Linked DNA regions of Homo sapiens: region 1 is linked to region 2. A link is an interaction called in ENCODE POLR2A ChIA-PET data of the cell type or tissue named here. Cell type or tissue: OCI-LY7. All regions are shown on one strand. Links, peaks and the distances in the headings refer to the core of each region. The heading gives the core; the rest is flanking DNA.

Region 1 (5,374 bases), core at 136-5,135, 90 kb after region 2:
CTCTTAAACTCCTCTAAGTTCTGAGACAGAATTATTGAACTCAACTGGGGTTGGGTGACAAGGAGGGTCTGGCCCCTGACTCCCTGTCAAAGGCTGTGCCCAGGGCCAGGCTAGGTCAGAGGACCTGTGGGATGAAGGGGCAGGACGGTGGCTCACAGCGCAGCGGGGTGGGCGAGGCCAGCAAGGTCTGCTACACTCTGTGTAGGAAGTGACCTTGTCAGGGCTGACCAGTGGGGAACAATACTGAGAAAGGCGGAGCCAGGAAGCCACCCGGTCACCTCAGGAACCCTGAGGTGGACGCAGAGGCCAAGGTCAGACTCCAGGTCTGCAGGAGCACCCCCGAACCTGGTCATGAACGGGTGTGAGCCTGTGTGTGAGAGAAAGAGAAAACAAATGTGCACACGACAGGGAATTTGGTGTGTGAGACAAGAGAGTGCTCGTGTTTTTGAGAGTGTGCGTCTAAGAAAAAAAAAATTGTAAGGATTTTGTGTGTGGGGTAGAATATGTACACGGAGAGACCTTTCTGATTCTGAGAGGATGTTCTTGTAGGTGGACTTGCTGATTCCGAAACTAAACAAGAATCTCCTCATCCTCAGGCCGGGGGCACCCAGGGCAGCCTGAGCAGGGAGAAGTTGCCCCGGCAGCCTCCTGTCTCCTTTCGAGGGACTGGTGGCGCCTTCCTGCCCCCTCCAACATGGACTCAGGGTCTTCGCTTCAAAGTGCTGAGCCGGGGCCTGGGAATTCCCACACACCCACCCCCGCCACCCCTGCCTCACCTGGCGGTTGCCTCAGAACCAGAAGCCACACAAATATGCCGCCGAGCCGGTGGGGCGGCTTTCCTGTCAGCGGCTGCCCTGAGAGGGCCAGATCTCCATTATTCATGGTCCTTCGGTGAGTGACACCCACCCCCTAACCTTGAGGGATTTTCGAGAATGCTGGCTGGAGGGCTCTGGGTACCCTGCTCAGGCTGGAAAAGGCTTCCCCTTCACACACTGGCTGGTTTCTCCAGTCGGCCCCCAACAAGCTGTGGGTGGCTTCAGGAAGCCCCTCCCTGGCCAGGCGAGGTAATGTTGGGAGACCGACAAGGCAACCAAACCCTATGCCCAAGATTCTTGACCTTTTGGGGAGGTCCCAGACCTCTCTGAGAGTCTGAGAAATTGAATAGATCCTTTCTCTAGAAAAATTCTCTACAAATTTTTACTGTAATGTCAGAAGCTTTTGAGTCCATTCCTCAGTTCCATATGGGTCCTCAGACCTTGGTTAAGGGCAATGGAACCCCCAACACCAAAGCGCTGAAATTGCCAAAATTATAGCCCTGGCAGCAGGAAACTCCACTAGAATCTCAACACATAGAAGATACTGGGAACATTCTGGTGAATGAACGTGTTCCCCACCAGCTGTGATGTGAGTGGTGAGCAGGCAGGACTCCCTGGAGTCTGGCCTCCACCACAAACAACTTTGGGACTTGAAGCTTTATTTATTCACTCAATGCTTCTTTTTGGTTTTGATTTTGGTTGGGTTGTTTTTGTTTTTGTGTTTTGTTTTTCTGGGATGGGAATCTCACGATGTTGCCCAGGCTGGAGTGCAGTGGCTATTCACAGATGTGACCACAGCACACTACAGCCTCGAACTCCTGGGCTTCAGCCATCCTCCCGGCTTAGCCTCCTGAGTGGCTGGGATTACAGGCTGCACTACCACACCTGGCTTCAGTGGTTGTTACTGCCTACAGACTTTGTGCCAGGCATGGCCATATGATGAGGATATAAAATAGATGTATAGACACATTTTCTGCCTTCATGTTGCTTATAGTCTAGGGTGAACGAGAAAATTAATTGAACACCTAAGTACATATGTAATTCTATGAAGTGGCCAGGGATTATGACTAAACCCCTAGGGCTTCAGTTTCCTCATCTATAAAATGAAGATAACTATAGTTACTTGCTAGTCTTTCTATGAGGATGAAATGAGACCACTTATGTTAAGCACTGAGCGTGGAGCCTGCACAAGAGGGAGCTACAGAAGGCATGGCGTGTGAGTGAGGCTGGTCAGCAGACAGAAGTGAGCCTGGCCACTCTGTGATGGCAGAGCCTTGGCAAAAACCAGGCCACTACCATCTTGACCAGCCTGGATGCTGGGGCTGGAAGGGTAGCCATTTTAGAGGCAGCCTCCAGGCCATGAACATCACTAGGCAGCAGCCAAGCCCTGTATGAATGGGGAGCAAGTGGTCAGAGTAGGAGGAGGCCAAAGCTGACCCTTTGAATGGCCAAGTTGAAGCAGGGGACTGGAATGACTTCTCAGCAGGGGTGGGTTTTAAGATCTGTGCCAATTTCTACTTCTGGCTACAGTAGACTAGCTTATATATCACACCAACTTTGCCACCAACCGAAAAAAGAGATAAAATACATTTTTAAAATTTGAATCTAGAAAGATGAGCTTAACATTTGGCCCTACTTTTCCCCTAAGCAGTAGCATGAAGTTCAGAATGTGAGCAGGAAGTGGAGACTGAGGTTTTTGCAACCTCCTGGAGTTAGAGAAAGAGGAAAGGGGAGAACTCAAGCATCTCCAAGTGGAGAGATGGCTTGTTTAGAAAAAAAAAAAACTGTCAGTTAGGACCCTTGAAGCACAAATCAGAAATAGGTCAGCCCTCACAAAGGTTGAAGTGCAGCTTCAAACAAACTTAATCCCACATGGGATTAAAGTGCGCTGCCTCTACTCTATCTCCCTTCCAGAGTCAAGAGTAAATCCTCTCTGGATTATTCAGAGCCTCAAATTATCTCTACAATCCTTCCATATACCATGTCTGGAAGTCAATAACATTTACCAGGCATGACAGGAGATAAGATCATATGACTGAAACTAAGAGGTGGAAAAAAAACACAGCTAATAGGAATAAACCTGAAGGAGATCCAGATATTATTATTTAAAATAGCAGACTTTAAAATAATTGTGATTGATATGTTCAAAAAAATTGGAGAGATAAATAATTTAAGGAGAACTGGAAACTCCTAAAGGTTATCAAATGGAAGTTCTAGGCAAATACAAAATACTACAAAAAATAATCATCATCATAATTAACAAGCAATGAATGGGTTTAACAGCAGATTAGATGTCACTAATAGAAGATTAGTGAACTGGAAAACAGGTCAGTATAAAATATTGAGCAATGAAGCACAATGAGAAAATCTGATAAAAAATAAAATCAGGGGCCAGGCACGGTGGCTCACACGTGTGGTCCCAATAGTTTGGGAGGCCGAGGCGGGTGGATCACCTGAGGTCAGGAGTTCGAGACCAGCCTGGCCAACATAGTGAAACCCCATCTCTACTAAAAATACAAAAATTAGCCAGGTGTGGAGGCAGGTGCCTGTAATCCCAACTACTCAGCAGGCTGAGGCAGGAGAATCACTTGAACCTGGGAGGTGGAGGTTACAGTGAGCCAAGATCGTGCCATTGCACTCCAGCCTAGGTGACACAGCAAAATTCTGTGTTAATAAATAAATAAATTAATTAATTAATTAAATCCGGGCACAAAAAGAGAATAACATTTTTAAATCCCTTAATTTACCCCCATAAAACACGGTATAAATGGTTTTGTATGGGGTGGGTGCGATGGCTTACACCTGTAATCCCAGCATTTTGGGAGGCTGAGGCAGGCTGATCACTTGAGCCCAGGGGTTCAAGACTAGTCTGGGCTCACTTGTCTCTACAAAAAACATAAAAATTAGCCAAGCATGGTGGTGTATGCCTGTAGTCCAGCTACTTGGAAGGCTAAGGTGGAAGGATCACCTAAGCCTAGGAGGTCAAGGCTGCAGTGAGCATGACTGTGCCACTGCACTCTAGCCTGGGCAACAGAGTAAGACCCTATCCAAAAATAAAATAAAGTAAAGTAAAAGGTTTCATATGTACAATATAGTATAGTGTTTGTATGTGAGCATAATATGGGATAATGGACAGTATGTAATAAAGACTACATATGCAAATTTACTTATGGCATTATTACATTAAAAATAAGGAGCTGGAAGTTTCATGCATTAAATGTAAATTTGATGAGACTCCATGGTGTATGAGACTCAGGGAGAGAATGGGCTTTGGAGGCCACTGCCCTGATCTGAAACGTGAGTAGGAGCCTCTGAGTAGTGGATTCTTCCTCATGCTCCTTGATCCACGGCACATGGGTGATCTCCCATTCCCCGCTGTGGCTCTCACCCCACTGACTGCTATGATCAGGCCCTGGCCTTCTTTCCATTCCTTAACCTGCTAATCTCTTTCCTGCTTCAAGGCCTTTTTACACACTGTTCCATGTGCCTGGATGCACTTGTCCATGCCCTTCTCACACCTACTTCTGCTCAGCCCTCAGGTCTCAGTTTATGTATCGCACCCTGTGTTTAGTGTATCCCCCCTTCACAGCAATGACTACATTAAGCAGTAATTTTATTTGTTTGTTTCCTTATCTCTCTTCTATGAATTGCCTCTGCTACTTAAAACAGCTCCTATAGAGCCCCGAATATTATCATCACCATTAGTTTGAGACTAGAAGTGCCAACACTCAGTCATTCACTCGCAAAATGCTTGTTGAGCATGTACTCTGTGCCAGGCGAGGTGAAGACACTGGGGCTACAGGAGGAACAAAACAGACAAACATTCTACTCTCATAGATCTGGAAGAGACAGACATAAACAAACATTAGACTTGTCAGGGGGTGCTGAGTGCAGCTAGGCAACTGCAAAAAGGATGTAGAGGATGAAAAAGAAGGAGAGGCCAGGTGTGGTGGCTCACGCCTGTAATCCCAGCACTCTGGGAGGCCAAGGTGGGTGGATCACCTGAAGTCAGGAGTTCGAGACCAGCCTGGCCAACATGGTGAAACCCCATATCTACTAAAAATGCAAAAAACTAGCCAGGTGTGGTGGCGGGCGCCTATAGTCCCAGCTACTCAGGAGGCCGATACAGGAGAATCGCTTGAACCCAGGAGGCGGAGGTTGCAAGTGAGCCGAGATCATGCCACTGCACTCCAGCCTGGGTGACAGAGCAAAACTCCATCTCAAAAAAAAAAAAAAAAAAAAAGGAGAGGTGCCACTTTATATGGAAGAGCCATCAAGACCTTGCCTATAAGGGGGCATTTAAGCAAAATGTTGATGGAAAGGATAATCCTAGCCATGAGGATTTCTGAGGGAGGAGCCTTCTGGAGCTTCAGAAGGGGATTTGTTATGCTTGGAAAAGTAGGAGATTGTGTTTGTGTTGATTTGGTTTCCAAAACAAATTGTCTCTTGTGATTTAATAATATAAATCAAAAGCCTTAAAATATGTGTACTCTTTGACCTACAAGTCCACTTAGGAATTCAGCCACAGGGAAAACAATGTACACATATATTTATGTATA
Region 2 (5,374 bases), core at 246-5,245:
ATGGCCGACCCTCTCTAGCCTTTAGGCTGGGGGGAGAAGAAACCTGAATTTGGGGTTTTTGTCTCTTTCCCAGAAGAGGGGTAGGAAAGAATCAGTAACAGCAATAGCCTGAGCTGGAAACATGCTCAGGGGCCAGTGCGTCCCAGCTTTGAGTATAGAGCTTCATTCTGAGCACTTCCCACATAAAACACAATTGGGGTGCCCCAAGGAGGGGCAGACACCAACATTTCAGGCCAGAATTCCAGACACTTGACTCCTAGGAGAGCTTTGGGTAAGCTGTCTCTTCCTCCCTAGCCTTGGTTTCCTCACCTGTAAATAAGTGGCCTGAAGCCACTGAGGGCCTTTTAGTGCCAGCAGTGAATCCTGTGACTGTGTTCCTCCTATCTCCCTGTATCCCAGGGCCACACCACCTGAAGCATTTTTCCCCTGCCTGGCCACATACCTGCCCCCGGAGGCCTTGTTACTAAGAAGGGCTCATGGAGCTGGAGGAGGTCAGGGGAGCAGTGGGAACAGCCAGAGGCACAGTGGCAGCCTTTGAAGATAAGATTCCTAAGTCTGGGAAATACAGAGGTGTGGCTGTAATAGGAACAGGACACAGACCCTCTCACCATCACAGGGAAACTCAAGGGTCTCCCTTGGGGAGGTCACTACAGAAAAAATGAGAAGAAGCACTTGTACTTCTGTACAGGGTGGGTGTGAACTCATCACCGGCCCAGAGGTGTAGGTAGGCCAACAGTGGACACGGATGCTAGAAAGGTACTATGACATCAGAGTGAGCATGACTGAGTCTGGTTAACGATGGCCAAAACTGTCCCATTCCCACCATCCAATAGCACACCTCTTAGGCCTGGGAGACCCTGGGCAGACTCAGGAGGACGTGTGCTGTGCTGAGCCTGAAGAAGGTGGCAAAGAGCAGGTGTGTGCACGTAGGTCCCTCAGCACCCATGGGACATGTTCCTGGACTGCAAGCCTCATCTTCCTTTAGTACAGTCACTCTAGGCCTCTGAACCATTGCTTCCTTGGCAGGAAGTACCAAATCACAGAGAAGCCTCAAATCATTTTCTTCGGGTTTAGGGAAAGTCACTGATTTTCATTTTCCTATAACATGATGACAATAAGGGCTGGGTTCACATCCCAGCTTTGTCACAGACTAGTTGTGTAACCTTGAATGGGTTTCTTACTCTCTCCAAGCCTCAGTTTCCTCACTGGTAAGATGAGGATGGTAATAATGATTGGGTTGGATTGCTGGGGATTAAATGAGATAATGTAGTAAAGGGCATAATACAACCCTGGCCCTCAATAAGTGCTCATAATGTTGGCTATGGTTCAATTGGACTTTGCTTGGGATAATAGTGAAAGGAATTTTAATTTCAGTTTGATTCATCAGGTGTGCACTAATATTATAGGTCTAGCCCTGTCTGAAACTCTAGGGAGATACAGTCAAGTGTAGATCAGTGACATACCATATTCATGGACTAGAATACTCAGTATTGGTATGATGTCACTTCTTCCTAAATTGGTCTCTAGAGTCAACAGTCTCAAATCAAGATGCCATTAAGCCTTTTGGGCAGAAATTGGCAAGCTGATTCTAAAATATATATGGAAACTCAAACCTACAATATCCAAAGGAATCTTGAAAAAAGAACAAAATTAGAAGTATAAATTAAGGGCTTTGTTTTTTTGCTCTCAGGAACCTTAAGACTAGTGGGGAAGACTAATAAGAGACCCCATGCTGCTTCCTAGGAATGTAGGGTACTGGTGAAGAGTATAGATGCTAGAGCCTGGCCCCTGGCTTTGAATGCTGGCTTTGCCACCTGCTACCTCATGACCTTGGGCAGGGTACTTTTCCCCTCTCTATGTCCTAGGTGTCTCATCTATAAAATGGGATGATCACAGCTTCATTGCCATGGGGCCATTGTGAAGATGAAAGGAGCTAACCCATGTTAGCCTAAGGCTGCCTACTAGGTGTTGGGGAAGGGATGGAAGTAGAATGAGGACAGAGGTTCCGCCCCCAGTACCGTATGTCCTTTGGAGAAGGAAAGCCTAGAAGCTGAACCACCTTTCCAAAAAGGGAAATTCTGGAATAAGGATCTCAGGCTCTGTGAGTACAGCCACCTCCTTTTCTAAGACCCAGACTGGGGAAATAGCTCATCCAGGGTCACTTGGCTGAAGGTTAAATACAGAGGAAGTGTCCAACAGGCAGGGAGTGTGAGCAAAGGTCCATGGCAAGGAGTTACAGCGGTGCTTCTTGGGCCATGGGAGAAGGCTGTTTCTGGAGTGCCGAGTTCGAGGGGGCATGGGGCTAAGGGACAGCCAGCAGGCATGAGTCACCAAGGGGCAGGCTGCCAAATCCAACAGGACGCCCCATGGAGCCCTTTGGCCTGGGCCCAGCTCAGCAGCCCCCTCCCCATCCCCCGGACACACGTACCCCACCAGGCCTGGAGACATTTCCTGAAAGACTAAGAAAGCACTGGGAGCTGGACGGGCGGCCTCAACGGCCAGAGGCTTGAGGCCAGGTCTCTCATGGAGGAGCAGACGAAGGGAGGACGTGACCGGCAGCCTTCATTCTCACAGGCCAGGGATTTCAGAGGAACGCGGCCAAGTCTAGCTCTGAAGTTCCCACTTCAGACCCCGCCCGGCTGGAGCCACGGGCGCCTGCAGTCGCCACCCTGGAAATCAGAGAGGCACGTCATAGGCCACCTCGTGCTGGGGAACACGTCCTCCTGGGGCCTCTGTCAGCTGGCTCACCTGCTGGGGTTCCCGGATAGCCCTTCTCCTTCTGCTGGGCCATGGACCCTCCTCTAGCCAGCTTCCCCCAATCCCTGCTCTCCCTCAGCCCCCAAACCTGTCCACCTTCTCACTCCATCTTCTCAGGAGAGTCCTGGCACCCAGAACAGACCTCCTAGGAATGTCATGTCTCTGTCTTTGAGGTCATGAGCAGACCTGGGGCAGGAAGGGGAGGCCCTGTACAAGCCCTACACTGTGGCTCAGGCCCAGAGAGGGGTTGACACCAGGCCAAAGGAGGGACACATGTCCACAGATAGCTCCCAGGCCTCCTGCATGCTGGCTGGTCAGACCATGAGAGCCACACTGGACAGGTGAGGAAACTGAGGCCCAAGAGGAAATGTGATTTGCCCAAGGCCCTATAGCAAGATAGAGGCAGAGCAGAATGGAAGACCTAAGGCTCCCAAGCCCTGAGCCCCAAGCTCTTTTAAGTCATTTTCATGGTTTCACTTCATTTTCTTTTTTCATTTCCTTCCTTCTTTAAGAGAAAGGCAGGCTCTGGATAGACAGGCAGGGACACAGGCAGGGCTACCAGAAACTCAGAGGAAAGAAGAGAGTGGCCCAGGGTTGGGCAGCCTCTACCCCCAGCCCCCAAGCTGAGTGGAAGCCCCTCCCTCCCACCCAGCCTCAGCCTGGCCCTGGGGGCTCCCCTTAGTGGGAGCTACCAGTTTGTGGACACAGGAATGTGCCTGTGGCTTGCCCAGAGACCCTGAGGGCCAGCACCTCAATCACAGCATCTCCTTGCCCCAAGCAGCCTGCCCCGTCTCAACCGTAGCTTTTATCACCTTCCTCCATGCCTCTCTAGTGAGTGTCTTCCCTGAGTCAGCAGAACCTGTTCATAGTCATCCCTTCTCCCAGATTAATCTCTCTCTCTCTGTAGCCTTCCCTGATCACCCAGGCTGCTGGAGTCTATCTGTGCCCTCACTGGGCACTCAGCTTTTGCCACCTGGTGTTCTTAGTGTCATCTCTTGGGTCTGTTCCTGTCTCTCTAACCAAACTTTAGGCAACTTTGTTCATTCAACACTCCATGAATTCAAGGCCTACCACGTGCCAGGCCCTGGGCTATGGTGGGATTCAGCAGCAAACAGACAGACTCAGCAACCTGCCCTCATGGAGCTTACATTCTAGCGAGGAGGGGATGATAAGCATCAAAGCAACAGATCTGCAAATAAGTAAATTTCCAAAAGGCTGTGGAGAAGGAAGCAGGGCATGTTGGGGGACAATTTTAAATAGGGTGATTGGAAAAGAGCTCACCCAGGTGACCCTTGGATAGGCTTGAAGGAGTGAGCCGTGCAGACCTGGGGAGCATCCTGGTCAAAGAGAAAGAGCAGTGAAAGGCCCAGAGGCAGGAGTGTGCCTGCCCCATGGGAGAACTGCAAGAAGTCCAGGTCAGGGGGGTGGGTGGGAGCCATGGGAAGGCATCAGGTCAGCGGGATGCTGGGATCTATAGGCTCACAAGGACGAGATTAGCTCTGAGAGGGGTGGGATGCATCAGAGGGTTTCCAGCAGGGAAGGCAAGGTCTGACCTGAGTTTTAATAGCGTCACTCAGGCTGCTGGGTTGAGAGGAGTCTGAAAGGGTGGAGTAGATGCAGGGATACCAGCCTGGAGCCTTTAGGGGGACAATGAGCATAAAAGCAATGGATCCACAAATCTGTTGAGTAAATGTGGGAGAGTAAATAAGGGAGAGTCTAAGTAAGGGGTGGTGGTGAAGTGATTAGGGTGAAGGGACAGGTCAGAGTCTGGGTCTACTTTCAAGGAAGAGCTGAGAGGATCCTCTGAAGGACTGGACGTAGGTGCAAAAGAATGTTGGGGTCAAGGATAACCTAAGATCTGGGGCCTGGACAACTGGAAGAGGGGCTTACCACTAACTGAGGTGGGGAAGATGCTTCAGGAGGGTGGACCAGGAGCTCACTATTGGACATGTCATGTTGGAATTGTGCAATAGGAAGTGGCCAGGTTGAGTGGACAGTTGGAGCCCGGCATTCAGAGGGGTGATCTGGATAGAAATAAGCCTCAGGGAGCTAATTTCTATCCAGGTGGTATTTAGGTGGTGCTATTAGGTGGTATTTAAAACCATGAGACAGGATGCCATCTCCAGAGGATGAGGATCTATGGTACAAAGGCCACTTGGTGTAGAGCAGAAGCTGTGTCTCCAGTTGTCTAGAGTTATGAATGGGTGGCTGATGACGGGGCTCTGACTCCACCGCTGTCACAACAGGCCAACTGCAGGAGAGAGGCTTCAGCCTCTGCCCCCTCCCTGGGATCCCCTTGCAGGCTAGCACAAGGGAGGGCTCAGGAGAGACAAGTAATTATCCTTATAAATCAGGAGGCTCCTGCCAGGGAGAAGCAGGGAGGGGCAGGCTGCAACCCCACCCCCTCTAAGTCTCTTGACATTTCCTGGGAAAGTGGTGTCATTTTATCATTTTATTCCTTGGTAAGGCTTAAATTTCAGCTTTGGGAAACTGACAGAGAGGATAGGATAGGTGCCTGGGGGCCAGCTTTGCTCCCTGTGGCTTTATATAACTCAGGCCTTTCCCCACAGCCATTTACAACTCTGGCTTCTGTAATGTGGTGCCAGCAGGATTAAGT

What was found. ChIA-PET counts read pairs that join two places held together with the same protein. Peaks named below come from ENCODE experiments on the same cell type or tissue, not always from the same donor. Only the 100,000 strongest peaks of a DNase experiment are listed, where the experiment ranks them.
Region 1: POLR2A ChIA-PET joins it to region 2 with 5 read pairs; 4 of 35 experiments call an interaction of 5 or more read pairs at or near these places.

The regions. Positions count from the first base shown.
Region 1 is chr18:48,878,402-48,883,775 of GRCh38, forward strand. No RefSeq gene overlaps it. Among named protein-coding and RNA genes, the nearest start is that of CTIF-AS1, 39 kb to the left of the region's middle. In OCI-LY7, for the core only: no CTCF peak of the experiment used is centred there; no DNase peak of the experiment used is centred there.
Region 2 is chr18:48,788,124-48,793,497 of GRCh38, forward strand. The region is part of intron 9 of CTIF (cap binding complex dependent translation initiation factor); the gene reads left to right. Among named protein-coding and RNA genes, the nearest start is that of CTIF-AS1, 51 kb to the right of the region's middle. In OCI-LY7, for the core only: no CTCF peak of the experiment used is centred there; a DNase peak (open chromatin) is centred at 3,228.